2 separate regions of the Homo sapiens genome follow, and region 2 is linked to region 1. Evidence: chromatin loops called from intact Hi-C (ENCODE). Cell type or tissue: heart right ventricle. All regions are shown on one strand. Each heading gives the region's core, and the rest is flanking DNA. Links, peaks and the distances in the headings are about the cores only. Region 1 has its middle 38 kb from the start of LINC01101. Region 2 has its middle 66 kb from the start of GLI2.

What was found. A loop is a pair of places that touch in the nucleus more often than their neighbours do. Peaks named below come from ENCODE experiments on the same cell type or tissue, not always from the same donor. Only the 100,000 strongest peaks of a DNase experiment are listed, where the experiment ranks them.
Region 2: a loop joins it to region 1, with 5 times the contacts of the local background. A loop is called at or near these places in 15 of 110 quality-filtered maps.

What each region holds. Positions count from the first base shown.
Region 1 is chr2:120,500,382-120,508,706 of GRCh38, reverse strand. No RefSeq gene overlaps it. Among named protein-coding and RNA genes, the nearest start is that of LINC01101, 38 kb to the right of the region's middle. RefSeq lists an enhancer at 4,385-4,886. In heart right ventricle, for the core only: a CTCF peak has its summit at 4,510; a DNase peak (open chromatin) is centred at 4,586; H3K27ac peaks cover 584 bases.
Region 2 is chr2:120,666,180-120,674,504 of GRCh38, reverse strand. No RefSeq gene overlaps it. Among named protein-coding and RNA genes, the nearest start is that of GLI2, 66 kb to the left of the region's middle. RefSeq lists a silencer at 4,598-4,892 and enhancers at 4,659-5,160, 4,311-5,510. In heart right ventricle, for the core only: a CTCF peak has its summit at 4,793; no DNase peak of the experiment used is centred there; H3K27me3 peaks cover 3,426 bases.

The sequences.
Region 1 (8,325 bases), core at 17-8,016:
GTTGGCAGAGACAGAACTGGGGTCTGAGCCAGGCCCTGCAGGACTCCAAGGCCCATGCTCCCGCCCCCACCAACATCTGCTCTCCTTTGAGCCCTTTGAGGCATGGCATCAGCTGAGTTACTAAAGGCCAATAAAGAATGCCCTGGGTGACCCTTTCCCCTCAGCATTGGCATTTAACCAGAGTCTTCGGAGCTTCCCCCAAAGTGGGCTTGGCTGTGGGATTTTTGACACCAGGATTGTCGAATGTTAACAAGATTTCTGTTTTGGTATCTGTATACACAGCAGACTTGCCAGCGTTAACCTTTCTTCCCAGCCTTCTCCACTATAGCTTGACTTACTTGTCTTTTTCAATTGAGCCTTTTAAGGACTGTGGCTTGGGGACAAGAGCCAGGAATAAAATGTTGATTAAAATCTCCAAGGCCAGCCTGTAATCCCAGCACTTTGGGAGGCCAAGGTGTGTGGATCACCTGAGGTCAGAAGTTCGAGACCAGCCTGGCCAACATGGCAAAACCCCAACTCTACTAAAAATACAAAAATTAGCTGGGCGTGGTGGTGCGTGCCTGTAATCCCAGCTACTCAGGAGGCTGAGGCATGAGAATAGCTTGAACCTGGGAGGTAGAGGCTGCAGTGAGCCGAGATCATGCTGCTGCACTCCAGCCTGGGCAACAGAGCAAGACTCTGTCTCAAAAACAAAACAAACAAACAAAAATCTCCAAGGCCTTAAGAGGTCAGTTTTCCTCCAGTTGATCAATAGAGTCAACACAAACCCAACCAGTTTTAGCAAGGTTTTTAAAAGCTAGAAATTGGCATGGTAGTTCTAAAATTTTTATGAAAACCCAAGGGCATTGGAAGAGCTAAAACAAGTTCAAAAAGGAACAAAATTAAAGGATTCATATTCCCTGACTTCCAGGCTCATTATAAAGAGACAATAATCAAGATAGTGTGAGATTGGCAGATGGATAGACACATAGACTAATGGGAAAGAACAGATAGTTCGGAAATAGTAGGACGCACGTATGGTCAATTGATTTTCCACAAAGATAGAGGCAATTCGATGAAGGTCATTTTTTCAACAAATGGTGTTTGGACAATTGGAGGTCCAAAGAAATAAATCTGGACCGCTATTCAAACCTTGTCCAAAAATTAACTCAAATGGATCATAGACCTAAATATAAAACCTAAACCCACAAAACATCTAGAGGAAAGCATAAGAGAAAATCTTTGTGACCAGGGGTTATGCAAAGATCTCTTACTATGACACATAAGCACACCCATAAAAGAAAAACATGATAAATTGGATTTCACCAAAATGAAGAACCTTTGCTTTTTGGAAAGCCCTGTGACACCCATGGCAGCAATGGGAACCTGACACAATGACAGGATGAAGCTGGTCGAGAGAAGCAGTGAAGGCTGGAACCATGGCAGGCAGTACACAGTGGGCTGGGACTGCCTTTCCAGGCAAGGCACAAGCGAAGCCACCTTCAGTAATGTCACTCAATCTGTCTGAGCCTCAGCTCTGTTATCTGTAAAACGGGGGAAGAAGCCGCATCTGAAAAAGTTGTCTTAAGGAATAAATGACATATGAAAATATGATTCTCAATAGCTGCACGTTCCCTTCTTTTTTCCTCCCTTGAAAAAGGTTGCAGAGGAGGAGGAACACATAAAAGCACTAAAGAAGTTTCTAGGGAGTAAATTACCCAAACAGCAAACCAAAAACCTGAGCCTTTCATCTAGCTCTCAGCTGCTGAACGTCCTCCCAGGAGAAGCCGTTTCTGCCTGAAGGTCCAAACTCTGACGGCTAAAGGAGACACGGGTGATCCAGCACCTCTCTGGGCTTGTTGCTGCTTCTAGAAGCCAAGATTGAGAGAGGTGGAAAGAAGTAGTAGAAGGAGGAACAGAGGCGCAAGGAGTTGTGGAAGAAAATAGGAAGAAGGGGGCAGCAACCAGACCCACCTACGGCAGGAGGACACGGGGATGATCATTAGAGAGTGGGAGATGGCTGAGAGAAACTCCAGCACAGCAGCTTGAAGGCGAGACGTTTAGTCTCAAGCATCAATACCAACTCGTTAGTTGTGGCTGCCTCCAGTGAAGTGTCAAGGGTCATGACATTGAACCAGACGCAGCAGGAAAGAGCAATGCCTGCCAAGGGTGGGGAATGGAGCGGTGGCGCATGTCCCATACATATGTGGGACCACCATAGGGACCCTGCCACAGTAAGGGGTTTATTCATCTCTGTTGCAAGCAGCCCTCCTGCCTCTCTGTTATGATGTCTTTAAGACAGTTTAAGTATTGATGTGAAGATGATGTGTGGGTGAATAGATATAGTTCAGTTATCTTTAAGTCAGGAAATTGTGTATTTAGAAAGTATTTGGTGCAAAAAAGATGCAAGAAAAACTGCTGGCCTTCTAGGGTACATCATCCATTATATGTAAATGTCAATCACAGGGAGCCTGCTGCCCTGGGAGCCTGCGGGAAGGCTGAGGGGTGGTGGTGCAGCTCAAGGACTGAAGCAGTCAGGGGTATCAGGGAAGGGCCCTAGGCATAGGCGTCTAGCAGGCTTTGACAGAGGCCAGGGGCACGGATCAATAAAGCTGGGGTGGGGACTGGGGGCAATATGGCTGGATACCTCATAGTTACACAGTATATTTAAAGCGTGGGGGTCTCTCAAATTGTTCCCTACAACCTAGCAATCATGTACTAAGCTTTTCTGTGTTGCAGGTTTCCAGCCAGACAGTAGGAATAAACAGAGACCTAACCAAGGCTGGGGCTCCCTGTCCTAGAGTAGCTCCCAAAAGTAGGTCCTGTGGACAGGGGCATCCCACCTGGTCAGCCCACCCTGGTACTGCATCCTGGCTGCCGTGGACCTCATTCGTTTAGAGCCTATAAAAGCACCTGGAATCCCAGTGTATCCTCCTCCTGCTAATGCCCCTCATGGCTCCCCATCACTATTTTGCTATTAGAACAAAATCCAAGTGCTCACTATGGCCGGCAAGGCCTGAAGAATCCAGCCCCTGACTCTTTCTCCACTTCTTTTCCCACCTTGAATTTTGGCTCCAATCACACTGGGCTTTTCCCAGTTCCTCCAACATTTCAGTGTCTTTCTCACCCTAGGGACGTCCCCGCCCTCCCTAGTCAGCTGGACACCTGCAGCTCCTCCTTCCTGTCTCAGCTTCATCGCGGCTTCTCCAGGGAGCTGCCTGTGGCCCCTGGGTGAGGTGAGCTCCTCCACCTTAATGCACAGCTTCCCCACAGCACATAGCGCAATTGTCATGAGATATGTCGGTATGTAATTATCAGGTGTCTCATGTCCACCTTCTCTGCCACATCGAAGTCTCCGTGAAAGTGGGGACCTGGCTTGTGTCCTTCATAGCGACAGCTGCAACAGTTGCAGAGCCTGGCAGACAGAAGGTCCAAATATGTGTGGAGTGAATGAATGAATGATAGACCCTCCATCAGGGCTCTATGTGGAGGCTGTCTGGGCCTCCACTCAGGTGAGAACTGGAGAGCGCAGGTGTGGCTTGGGCAAGCCTGACTGTGGAGGATGCAGAGTTGCCGCCAGACACGGAGCCTGGCATATTCGTGTCCGCTTCTTCTTGTGCAGGTGGGCATGGTGGAGCTGCAGCCCCCAGGCTCCATGCAGGTCCAGGTTCCCCTCCTCCTTGTCCTCCTGGTCATTCCTCAGCTTCTTTGTCCCCCTCCTATTCCCACATGGAAGCGCCCTCTGTGCCCTGCAGTCTTGACTGCTGTGTGCAGAGTCTGATTATTCTCATTTCTCTTTGTTGAGTTTTGACCAACCATTTTCTTTTGGTCTTGTTTTGGGATTTTTTATTTTGAAAATAATTTCAACTTTCATTTTAGATTTGGGGGGTTCACGTGCAGGTTTGTTACCTGGGTACATCGTGTGATTTTCTTACAGAGCCTTGCTTCTCTAACATGCTCAGCAAAATGCCCATTGCTGAGCCCTGTGGTGGCCTTGCCGTCTGCTCGCCAGACCGACTGACCCCTTTCCACACAGCCCTTGAGTCAACAGGTAGCTTAAGGTGGGGAACAGAGGAGCAAGTCTTTGTGTGGGACAGTGGAATGAGGGTTCTGGAGTCTGCAGACCGACTACTCCTCAAGGCTGATCACTTAACAGGAACTCATCAGAAAGGAGTTCACAGTCAGCAGCCCACCTCACAGGGTGGCTGCAAGGCCTAAAGGGAATGACTAGCAGGCCCAGCACAGGGCCTGGCGCAGGGCTGGCATTCAATAAACGGTGGGCCCTCCCTTTCCTTTGAATGCCCTGATGAGGTAGGCAGGGCAGGGGATACGTTCGCAGCATACAGGCCCTGCAACACAAGGCCTGAGTCACACATGCACGGCCTCCCAGCCAAGGGAAGTGACAAAGTCTTCTGACTCCCAGCCGTGGGTTCCTTTCAGGACAGCACACCCCTTGTGGATAGGGATAAAGTAGGGGGCAGGAGCTGCCAAAGGTGCTGAGGGTGCAATAGGCGGGCAGGGCCTCTCCAGGGCAGCAGAGTTGCAGGGACACCGTGTCACAGCGTTGCTGGAGAGAAGCACCCTTGTCAAGAGGCCAGGGGCATCTATGTCATCACGAGATTGGGCCCTGGGTGTAAACAGCGCTGCTTTCCTGGACTTTCCCCACCTGGGCATGAGGCCACAGCCACTCGCCCTATCGGGGGTCAGTGCAGATCAGCATCCTCTGCACCCTTGGGCACCACGATGGGCACATCAAGTCATGGCACGTTTGCCTTATTTGCCAATCTGTTGACTGTGCCCCCACTGGCCCTCAAGTCCTATTCATTGAGCGGTAAACATGTTACCTAGCAACCGAGTGTCAATATCAACAAAGGCTCAGATGAAGTTGTTAATCTGGGCAAGACTGACAGCGGGGCCAACGCGCTCCGAGCGCCGCTCCTCCGCTTATTGTCTGACACTTAGACTTGCCCACGAGGATATCGATGCTCAAAAGACCCCACATCTCCCTCCACTATAAAAATTAAATGAAGTGTGCATCGCAGGCAGGGAAAAGGCACCGGCATTGGCCCGCCTGGTGATCTTGCTTGTCTTTTTTCTCTTCTCCCCCAAGTGCCATAGCCCGTGGGGTGGAGTGCTTCCCCTGAATGCGGCAACCGCTGCTAATTTCTGGGAACAATGGGGGACACTCCAGGGCTGGTCCCCAGCACCCGAGGAGACACGCCTGTCATTTGTCCTGTGTGTGGGGCCCCAGGTGGGGTGACAAGGGCGCAGCTGATTCTGGGACCCAGCCTTGTGCCAGGCTGAGGCCGAGGATCTGCACTGTGGAATGAGGGTGACCACGTGGCAGGCCATGGATGGGTGGGGGCAGGGGGTGCAGCCTCAGCAAAGGCCGGGGTGATGTTCCCTGGGGCTCATATTGCAGTGGAGACAGGCAATCAATGAATAAGAAGTGGCCCCATCATGAAATGCTGTGCAGACTTCCAGGTCGAGGGGACAGCCAACACGAAGTCCTCAGGATGGGTGGAATATGTCTGGTATCTTCAGGAGTGTCTGGGTTGGAGAAAGAGATGAGATGAGGAGGATGTGGGGCTAGATGGCACATGGCCTGCAGGGCCACGGCAGGGACTTCAGATGAGTTGGTCCTTAGGAGAGAGGCAAGCCAGCGGAGGGGTTCCATCCAGGAGGAACTTGGTCTGATTTCCACAAGGCTCAGTGCATGGAGATGAGAATGCCTGGCCTGGGTCAGGGCAGAGAGGCCAGGAAGGAGGCTCCAGCAGAGGCCAGGCAAGAGGAGCTGGATGGGGCAGTGACATCACACCCCTAGGAGCTGGTGGAACAGTAGAGTGCACCTAGCAGGAGACCTAGCCTGGGTGGGGCTGGGGACAGGAGGCTTTGGTTGGGGGCCCAGGGCTGAGCACTAGGGCTAGGCCTCAGGTCCTCACCTCTGTGTCCTTGGAAGAGCATGTCCCCACTCAGGGCTTTGGTTCCTCGTCTGCTATTGGGACTACTCTTTGACCTGTCTACGTTGCAGGCATGCAAGGAGGTCAGACAGCACCATCAGCTGGGAAAAGTATGGGTTTGGTGTTGGACCAAGCCGGGTTCTAAGCCTGACTGCGCTGGTTAGCAGCTGTGTGACCTTGGGTGAGCTATGTAACCTCTTTGGGCCTCAACTTTTCTTTCTTTAAAATGGGCTAATGGCACTTACCTCATGGTGCTTGGTCGGTCTTTGATGTTTTGTCCAGCACATGTTTTTTCAGCATCAGCCACTATGCTAGGCATAGAGATGAGTGAGACCCCCCATTTTTCCTCTTGAGGGGAAGAAGACTGGCTCATCAAGAACGATTACAAGCCTGGACAGCATAACAGGATTCCATCTCTATGAAAAATTTAAAAATGAAAAAAATAGCCAGGCATGGTGGTGCATGCCTACAGTCCTAACTCCTTAGGAGGCTGAAGCAGGAGGATCGCTTGAGCACAGATGGAGGCGGCAGTGAGCTACAATCATGACGCTGCACTCCAGCCTAAGAAACAGAGCAAGACGCTGTCTCAAAAAACAAACAAACAAACAAACAAAAGAACAGTTACAGTCTAGGGAGTCATCCCCTAGGAAGCCCCCAGCACCTCTGCTCCTGCCTGGCGGGGAGCAGGTGGTGGCAGCAGAAGTGAGGGGTCTTGGAGGGAGGTGTTAGAGTAGGGCAGAAGGAGTAGGGGTTAGTGTTCAGAGGGCTGGGTTCTGGGAGGTCCCTACCCACCACCCTGATTTGCTGTGTGACCCTGGGCAGGTCCTTCTTCCTCTGAGTCTTGCTGTCCATCCCTGGGAAGCCGCAATATTGAATGGGATACTGTTTACAGTTCCTTCCAGCCCTGGACCCTGCAAAGAGAAGGTCCCTCCCTCCGCTGTGGGCCTGGGGCCAGAGATGGGCAGGCCTCAGCTCAGGCTCACGGGAGGCCTTGTTTCGGCTGCCTTAGTACCGGCCACGTTTCAAGGCGACCTTCCAGAGCATCTCCTACCAATCAGGGGTTCCCTCAGCAAGGCAGATTCCAGGAGTTTCAGGGGGTCCCAGGGGTGACACTGACTGCCTGATGGAGTGTTATGCCTTCACAGTTTCTTAACTCCGTTTTTTGTTTTGTTCTGTTTTGTTTTGTTTTTATTTTTTGAGACAGAGTCTCACTCTATTGCACAGGCTGGAGTGCAGTGGCGCGATCTCGGCTCACTGCAACCTCCACCTCCCAAGTTCAAGCAATTCTCCTGCCTCAGCCTCCCAAGTAGCTGGGACTACAGGCACGTGCCACCACGCCTGGCTAATTTTTTTGTATTTTTAGTAGAGACGGGGTTTCACCATGTTAGCCAGGATGGTCTCGATCTCCTGACCTCATGATCCACCTGTGTCGGCCTCCCAAAGTGCTGGGATTACAGGCTTGAGCCGCCGCACCCGGCCTCTTAACTCCATTTTTAAGAGTCTTGTTAACTCTTCAGATCCATGAAGGAAAAAGTGGGGCCTGAATGCTTTCAGCCCCTCTTGAATTCTTGCTAATCTCCATCTGAAACAAGGGGAGTACAGTGTCTTGAGAAGGCAAGAATGTCTAAGCAGAATCTAACAGCATTACCTTACTTTCATTGTGCGTAGGGGCATGTTACCGTCTACTATGACCAGTGCAATTAATACAACACGGATGAAAAGTTCCTTTTAAAATATATTCATTTAATAAACAAAGTACGCCAATTTTGAGGGGGAAAAATATTGCATTGAACTGTATGAAATTGCCAATATTCAACCACTGCTGACCTACAGAAATGGCAATTTTGTGTAGCTCAGGCTAATGTAAAGTAATGATGGCAACAATAGCAGATAGCTTTATTGAGAGCTTACTATGGTCAAGCATTTGCTTTTCAAGGAATATCTCATTTAATCCCAGAGTAAATGGAGCATTTGGAAAGCACTACAATCAATACATACAAAATCCACCGTAGCTTTGTGATCTTGGGCAAATACCTTCCCCTCTTTGGGCACAGGCTTCTCCAGAACCTGGGGCTTCCCTTGTCTGTTGCTCCACAGCCTACAATCCATCCCTTGGGCATATTTACTAAGCAGCTAATACACAAAGCACTGACTGGCAATGGCCGTGGCTGAGGACCAGGGATGAGGGACAGAACCATGGCAAGACATTGTCCCAGCCTCCAGGGAGAAAAGCAAGAAGGCATGTGCATGTGACGATGGGCCCAGTAGCCAGAAAGTCCCCACTGTCCAGCCCACAGGGGAAAGACATCAGCATGGCACAGTGGCCACAGGCTGCCTGAGAACCCACTGCACTGTGGGCCCCTTAAAGGCCGGAACTGAGTCATAT
Region 2 (8,325 bases), core at 141-8,140, 170 kb before region 1:
GGGGCCTGTGCAGGTGGTGCCCATCTCTGAGTCTCAGGGTTCTCATCTGTGCAGTGGGGACATCAGTGGTGTCTGCAGGACAGGCTGTAGGAGGGTGAAGTTGAAAGCAGGTCTGAGCTGCCAGAGGCCCTGGGTCTGGCCCGCCACACACCTGGGGAGTCAGGGACTGCCTGTCCCCCCAGCAGCTGCCCTCCATGCCCATGTGCTGGCCAGAGAACCCTGGTCAGGGGCTGAGACAGTGGTGTGCTGGTGGTCACTAATACTGACCGTCATTAAACGTTTAGGAATGCTGACAGCCATTGTTACAAATTAAATTCTACAAACTGATGATTAAATAAATTGTATTAAAAACAAAGGTAGTGAATATTCCACTCCCTGTCCTTCCTGGTTGCCTTTCTGCATCGTCTGTGCTCTTACAGCGACGTCTGCTGCTGGGTCTGTGGTGAAAATGCTGTATGAGGCTGTGCTACTGCTCTGCCTGCAGTGACGTCTGGGGACAGCTGCAAATGGGCACATGTGGAAGCCAGAGGACTGACTGTCAACCTGTCACCGGAGTGGGCCTGGATTCCACGGCCAGGGGAGGGGCCGCCAGCCTGGGATGCATACAGTCCTCACAGCTCTGGGAGCTGGCTTTCAGGGACTCCTCCTGCAGGGTTCTGTGGGTGCTGCTCTATGCTCTCTCTCCTTCTGCTGAGGCATAGGGCTTCTCTACTCGCCCTGGGCCAGAGGAGCCAGGCAGCTGGGCAGCGGAAGGCTCGGGTGCCCTGGACAGGCGTCTGCCTAGCACTGGCTGGCCCGGCCCAGCCAGACGCCTGCTGGCTCATCCGCACAGCCACCCTGTGGGTGAGGGCTTGGTCTGTTCGAGGGATGGGGGACCGAGGTTCTGGGAGGGGCTTGCCAAGTCCTGGCAGTCAGCAAATGGCAGGCAAGGACCTGAGCCCCTCCACTGGATGTGAGGTCAGTGCTGCCCCAAGCACCTGGGGCTGCCTTCAGTGACAGGAGCAGCGTGGTGATGTGGGGAGAGGTTCAGCTGGAGGCAGCCACACCACGCAGGACGCTAGGGCATGGTCCAGGAGCCCTGCACTGGCTGACATGCACTCCTGAAGTTCTGCCTTTAGAGACTGATCCCTCGCAACACCCATCTGCCCTCTCCTTGAGTCCTCCTCCCACGCGCGCGTCCCCAAGAAGATAAGCATCAGGGCACCAACGTGCTACTCAAGGTCCTGGGGGCAGCAGCATCAAGGGAAAGGAGACCAGCAGGCAGAGCATGGCTGTGGGTGACCTGAAACAGCCACCACTCTCTCCCCCTGGAACCCCGAGGGCCAAGGGAGCAGGAGGGCCTGGCCCTGAGCAGCCTCCCTTCTGCAGAGAAAGGCAGGCATGGGTGGGCAACACTGGGGCCAGACAGATGGGGGTGGGCTGGTCTTGGGGGCTCAACTTGGAGGGCAGGGCACTGCCTGACAACGTGGGCATCATGCAGAGGGCCGTGCGAGGGCAGCTCGTGGAAAGCGCCCAGAGTGGAGCGCTGGCCCTGGAGAGCAAGGGATGCTCACGCACGCTGCAACCCGGATGAACCTCAAGGACATCGTGCTGAGTGAAATAAGCCAGACACAAAAGGCATGGCCTGCATGATTCCACTCACATGAGGCACCTGGAGTAGTCAAATGCACAGCCGGGAAGTAGAATGGCAGTTGCCAGGGGTTGCAGGGAGGGGAGTTAGTGTTTAATGGGCACAGGGTTTTAGTTTTGCAAGATGAAGGGTTTTGTGGATGGGTGGTGGTGATGGTTGCTCAACAGTGCTAATGTGCTTAATGCCTCTGAACGGTGCACTTAAAAATGGTTAATGGCTGGGCGAGGTGGCTCACGCCTATAATCACGCTTTTACCAGGCCCAGGTGGGAGGCTGTCTTGAGGCCAGGAGTTTGAGACCAGCCTGGGCAACATAGTGAGACCTCATCTCTACAAAAAAAAATTTAAGAATTAGCTGGGCGTGGTGGCACACTGGTAGTCCCAGCTACTCAGGAGGCTGAGGTGGCATGGGAGTGGGAGGGGTGGTGGGGTGCTGGGGGGTGGGGAGGTAGTGCAGTGCAGCAGAGCAGGGTGTGGGAGGGTAGGGGGATGGAGGTGTGTGTGTGTGTGGAGGGGGGAGAATCGCTTGAGCCCAGGAATTCAAGCTTGCAGTGAGCTGTGATCCAGCCACTTGAATTCTTTTTATTTTTTTTATTATTTTTAAATTATTTTTTAAGACAGAGTTTCGCTCTTGTTCCCCAGGCTGGAGTACAATGGCACGATCTCAGCTCACTGCAACCTCTGCCTCCTGGGTTCAAGCGATTCTCCCGCCTCAGCCTCCCGAATAGCTGGGATTACAGGCATGCGCCACCACGCCTGGCTAATTTTGTATTTTTTAGTAGAGACGCTGTTTCTCCATGTTGGTCAGGCTGGTCTTGAACTCCCGACCTCAGGTGATCCGCCTGCCTCAACCTCCCAAAGTGCTGGGATTACAGGCGTGAACCACCGCGCCCAGCCCAGACTCTTGAATTCTTAAAGCACAGCTTGCCTTAGGGGCTTCATAATGGCCCTAGGGCCCCTGGGGCATCACCCACAGGGTGTGAGGACCCTCCCCTCACCTCCCTCTCTCCCTGCCTCACTTCCTTCTTTCCTCCCTCCCTTCCCTTCTCAACTGAGCCCCCTACTCAGTGCCAAGCCCTGGGCGCCCTGCCTGGAGGAGTGGGCAGAATGATGGGAAGGCAGGCGAGTGTGCTGCAACAGAGGCGAGCCATGGGCTGTGAGGCATTGCAGGCAGACAGCAGAGGCAGGAAGCAGGCCTTCCTTCTGGGAAGCAGGAGGAGCCCGGGGAGAGTTGCTAGCTGTGGCCTTCTCAGCCCAGGCCCTCTAGCAACTTGGGGTTTGAGGGTCAAACTTCTTTCTTTAGGTAGGTGAGGATAGATGTGGAGGCCTCAGAACCCTGAGTTCAAGTCTGATCTCAGCTTCTTGCCTACTGCGGTAGGGCAGTCGCTTCTCAGTGACTCAACTTTCCCAGCCACAAGATGGGTCCAGGAAGAGCCGCTTGGGGAGCAGCGGGGCCGGGAGGATGGGGTGAATGACTGCCTGGCTGTGGGTATCTGCAGCTCCTGCTGGCAATCCTTCTCACCCGCTCGGTCTCCAGCCAGGGGACAGGGACCTGGGGTCCACACCTCAGCCTGAGGTCCAAGGCCATCCTCGGAGGAGGCCCCACATTCGTCCCCCAGGTTGGTGCCCACGCCTGCCCTGGCATGAAGCCACCCTTTCTCAGGAAGTCCAAGTTACTGAAACAGATAAATCAATCTGTCAAGAAGCCTTGGAGAAAGAATCTCTCAACTCGCTCAGCCAAGAAGCTCAAAAGGCGAATTGTTCCCAGAGATGAAGAAGGAAACAACAGACACCTTCTTCCCAGGCTCTGCCTGCGGCTCTCGAGGCCCTGCCCTCCTCCCCCTGCCCCCAGAGAGCACCTGTAGGCTCAGGGCCAGCCCAGGGACAGGCATGGCAGCCCCTCGCTGGCTGCTGGGGTGGCGCCCAATTCCAGAGCCCTGTCTGGGGAAGGAGAGGGCCGAGAGCCACTGTTTGGCTCCTGTCCCAGACCTGACTGGGAGACCTTCTGAAAAACTCAGCCTCCTGATCAACAGAGGGCAGAAGACCTGAGCCACTGGCCTCCCCATGGAAGAGGCACTCAGAGCGGTATGAGGAGTAGTGCTCACCCTGGACAAACTCCCGGAGTCAGTGTGACCGTCGGAGCTGGAGGCTGGGGTGATGGGGGCCAGGGAAACCAAGCAATGGCCCCGAGGTAGTGAGGAGTCTCTGGAGGCCAGATACCCTCAAGATGGAAAAGGAACATCCTTGGAGGATTGGGGTGGCTTCTTCCTGGAGGGAGGAGGGACACATGCCGGGATGACAGCCAGCTCTGCCGCTGACCAGCTGTGTGACCTTGTGAAAGTCACTTGATCTCTCGGCGCATCAATTTCCTCATTGTTGCCTGGGCCTCTTGTGAGATCTTCCTCATGGCTTGCAGTGAGGATTGAATGAGTCGATCTGTGCCCCGTGGCCCGGGACATGGTGAGCATGTGGTAATGGCAGCCGTTTTATCCTGTAGTGTAATAACGGTGTGCAGCTAGACGTCACTCTGGGCACCTTTTCTCACAGAACTGTCACTGCCGTGCTGCAGGATGCGGATGGTTGTCTTCACTCTCCAGATGAGGAAACTGAGGCTCAAGGAAGGGCGGAGCTGCCTGAGGCTTGACAACTCTGCAGTCTGCAGCTGTGAGAGGGGGCTCTTTCTAGCCACACAGCTTTCCCTGGTTCTCGTGCGCTCTGTGAGCAGGAGGACGGGAAGGGCCGCAGCCGCTGAGGGAGCAGGAGGGGTTCGATGCAAGCCCAGCTCCCAGCACGGGAAAGCCAGGTCAAGAAACACACGGCCTCTGCTGTGGGGCTGATCACAGCTTTGTCAAAGAGGAGATGTGGGAGGGGGGAGGTGAAGGGAGCAGGAAGAAATGAATGTCAGAAACATAAATAGCCCTGGAACTGATGGACAGTCTGAGATCTCTGCGCAGACCTGGGCGCCTGCAGGCTGCCACTCAAACCTGAGCAGAAGGGTGAACCCGCCCTCACCCCACTCCCGGTTCCCTACACGCCCCAGGAAAGGGCTGTTGTGAGCGGAAGGCATTCGTCGAAAACTGGGAAGGTTGCCCAAGAAAGGCAGAGCGGGAAGCCCTCCGTGGGCAGCAGAACCGGGTGAGTCAGCCCGTCGGAGGGTCCCCCATGTGGCAGGAAGGGGAGGCACAGGGACTGGGCTCGGCCACCTGGAAACACAGGCGGCAACAGCTGCTCATGCATGAAAGGTGACAGCTAAGTGTCATCAGCCTGGGAGTGCCAGGATAACGTCACCAGGGCGAGGTGGGCCGCGGGGGTGCAACAGAGGCCCCCTAACTTCCCAGGGGAAAAAGCTCACCACTGTCAGGGACATGAAAGGACTGTCAAAGAGCCATGAAACCAGCTACGGGGATTGGGAAACTTCAGACTCACTTCTGTTTGTTTTGTGACAACATGGAAGCCACAGATGTTCTCTCAAGGTAAAAAGAACCACCAGGGACCTCTCTTGGTGTGACCTTCATCACCTCCTCTGTGTCACCTGTCCCCGCCTCCTGCTTCTCCCCCAGCACATTCCAATAGGGCCACACCCATGCCTGGAGTTTGTGGCAGGAATCACAGGAGGGGAGGGGCCGATGGTGGATCTCAGGGTGGGGGCAGCAGGTGCCATGTGTCAGGAATCAAGGCTCAGATGAAAAGTTATATCACGGCAAAGGCATGTGGCTGCTGAGGACCAGAGCCTAAGGACTGGTCAGTTACCAGCTGTCAAAGGCAGGCCAGAGGCCAAGGAAGAGTGACCAAGAGTACCTTGAGCTAGGAGCTGCGAGCAAGAGGAGGGAAGGGAGGGTGCACATTTGGAGGACTACCTCTGAACCAGGTGCCATGCCTGAGGTTCCTTTCCATGGTTCCATTAGTAGTTCCTCCTCCTGATCTTGGGAGATGAACATTATTATCTTGATCTTGCAGGTGAAGAAACTGAGTCTCAGAGAATCTCAGTAACTCACTAAAAGTCCCACAGCTTCTAAGTGACAGGGTCTGTGTGACAACACAGTGAGAAGTCGGGCTACAGCAGGGACTGGCCAAGGGTAGGTAGTCATGGGAGGATGGTCTGTGTCTTGAGAACAGACTCAAATGATGGGCTTCTCTCTGGAAAGGAGGGGCATGCCTGAGGTCAAGAATTAGGAAGTCATTTTATCAGAGAAATATGGAATCCATCATTTCTAGACCAGGGATTCCCAAAGAGGTACTGATGAGAACTAATTATGGCCAGTAAATAACAAAGCACTATTTTAGAGAGTGCATGACCCATTTTGGAGCTCACTACTCTAGAAAATGGTACACGCTGGAAATCAGAGAAAGGTTTCCAAATAAATCTGTGATAGGAGATACCAGAGAGACCATGAAATGTCCATGGCATGGAGAGATTCTGAATGGGAGGCACAAGGAGGCTGATCAAGGCTTGGCAGGCTGGGCTGCCCAATAGGAAGAGACAGGCTTTCAGGAAGAGGTGGGTTCCCTTTTGAAAAGGACAGCAAGTTTTTCTGCTTGACAGTATCCATCTCCCTCATCTGGTGTAAGCACTTCTTCTTCCTTAGGGACTATCCCTCCTCAACTCTCAGACTGCGTGGCTCTATAAGATTGACCCTGCCCCCTGGCTCCAAAGAAGCAACATGACTCAGGCATGGCCAGGGAGAGTGACCATGTTGAGTTTAAGGAAATCTAGTCAGAAAGAATTAGCCCCAGGGCTGTAGTGGGAACCTCTAGGAAAGGAACTTTCTGGGCCAGGTTTGCTCATCGATGGAGCTGTTGGGGAGCAGTCATCTTGGTGTATGTGCAGGCAGGTATGTAAGGGGACAGGGTGTAGGGGGGGACCTCATGAATCAAATAAAACTTCCCTAGCATCTGTTGTTCTTTCCTCTTCCAATGGCCCATTTGGTGATCCCACTCCTCCATACCAAGCAGACTGATGGGGCTCCACCACAGGTAAGGCCAACTAGCATATCTCATTCCCATGACTACAGTCATTGGTGCAGAGATGGGCATGTGATCTAAACTACACTAAACAGAGTTGATCTCAGGATGTTTAAAGGAACTATTAGAAAGAAGATTCTCAGCCCGGTGCGGTGGCTCATGCCTGTAATCCCAGCACTTTGGGAGGCCGAGGGGGGCGGATCACAAGGTCAGGAGATCGAGACCATCCTGACTAACAGAGTGAAACCCCATTTTTACTAAAAATGCAAAAAAAAAAAAAAATTAGCCGGGCATGGTGGCGGATGCCTGTAGTCCCAGCTACTCAGGAGGCTGAGGCAGGAGAATGGTGTGAACCCGAGAGGTGGAGCTTGCAGTGAGCCGAGATCGTGCCACTGCACTCCAGACTGGGCGACAGAGCGAGGCTCCATCTCAAAAAAAAAAAAAAAAGAAAAAAAGGAAAAAAAAAGAAAGAAGATTCTCTTGCTGGCCATATTTGAACCTGGGAGGATGGCGGAATCTCTGCTTCTGCAGCTGTTTTGTCACCATGAGGAGTCATCTATCTGAGAACAGAGCCAGCACAGAAGAAGTGGATCCAGGAGGTCGAGAAACAGAGAAATTAGGCCCTGGGTTTTGGTCCTGAATCAAATGGACTAACTGTAACTACAACTCTGGACTTTTCGGTCATTAAGACAATTAATTCACCTTTTCTTAGGTCTGTTTATGTGGGCTTTTCTGTTCCTTACAATTAAAACAATCTTGAATAGAGTCAACAAAAAGAGGACTCTTATTCCAAGAACTAGAAATGATTGAACAATCTAGAATTTAACAATGAAAAAGAGAAATCATAAAATAAATATGATTAAAACATTAAAAAGATAAACTAAGAAAAGAATCATAAAAGACAAACGTGAACAATAATCAGATTTCAAGAAACAAACAAAAAAAATAACATTAACAACTCAATAGATCAGTTAAAGAGATGGTTTAGTATAGCCGAAGACAGAAGTGGGGAGTTGGTTGGTAGATTTGAAAAAAACTGCAAAACACAAAGTTAAGGAAAATGTGGCAGTGATGTGAAGAGACTGGTGGACAGAGTGAGATGGTTCAGATGCATATTCTCTCCAGAATGAGGGAGTAGGGGAAAAAGGTCAAATAAGCACATCAAGTTCCAAGCAGGTGAAATATAAACAACACATAGACACGTCATTATAAAACTGCAAACACAGCAGACAGAGCGAATGAAGAGACAGACCGATGAAAAAGGAATGATAATTAAGCTGACAGCAGACCTCTCAGCAGCAACAACTGATGCCAGGAGACAATGGGATAAGATCATCACAGAACTAAAGATTTGACTGAAAAGCACTGATGTCCACTAAACAATCATTCAAGAATGAGGATGAAATAGACAGTTTTGAAACAAAGATTGAATGGATTTATACTCATAACCTCTCACTGGAGAATTAGAAAAGGATTTTCTTCAGTAAGAAGAAAGCTGAATCCAGAAAGAAGGAATATGATGAAGGTGGCAAAGTAAGCAAAGAAATGAGTCAGCATGTTGGTAAGTCTAAGTAAGCATTTATTGTTTTAAAAAATACCAATTTATGGGGACAGTTAAAAGTCAGGTGAAAGTGAAATGCTATGTGGGAATAACATGAAAAATGTTAAATGATTGATTAAAGTTGAATAATTGTAAAGCCCATTTATCACTTGGCTGCAGGATAGAGATGTTGAT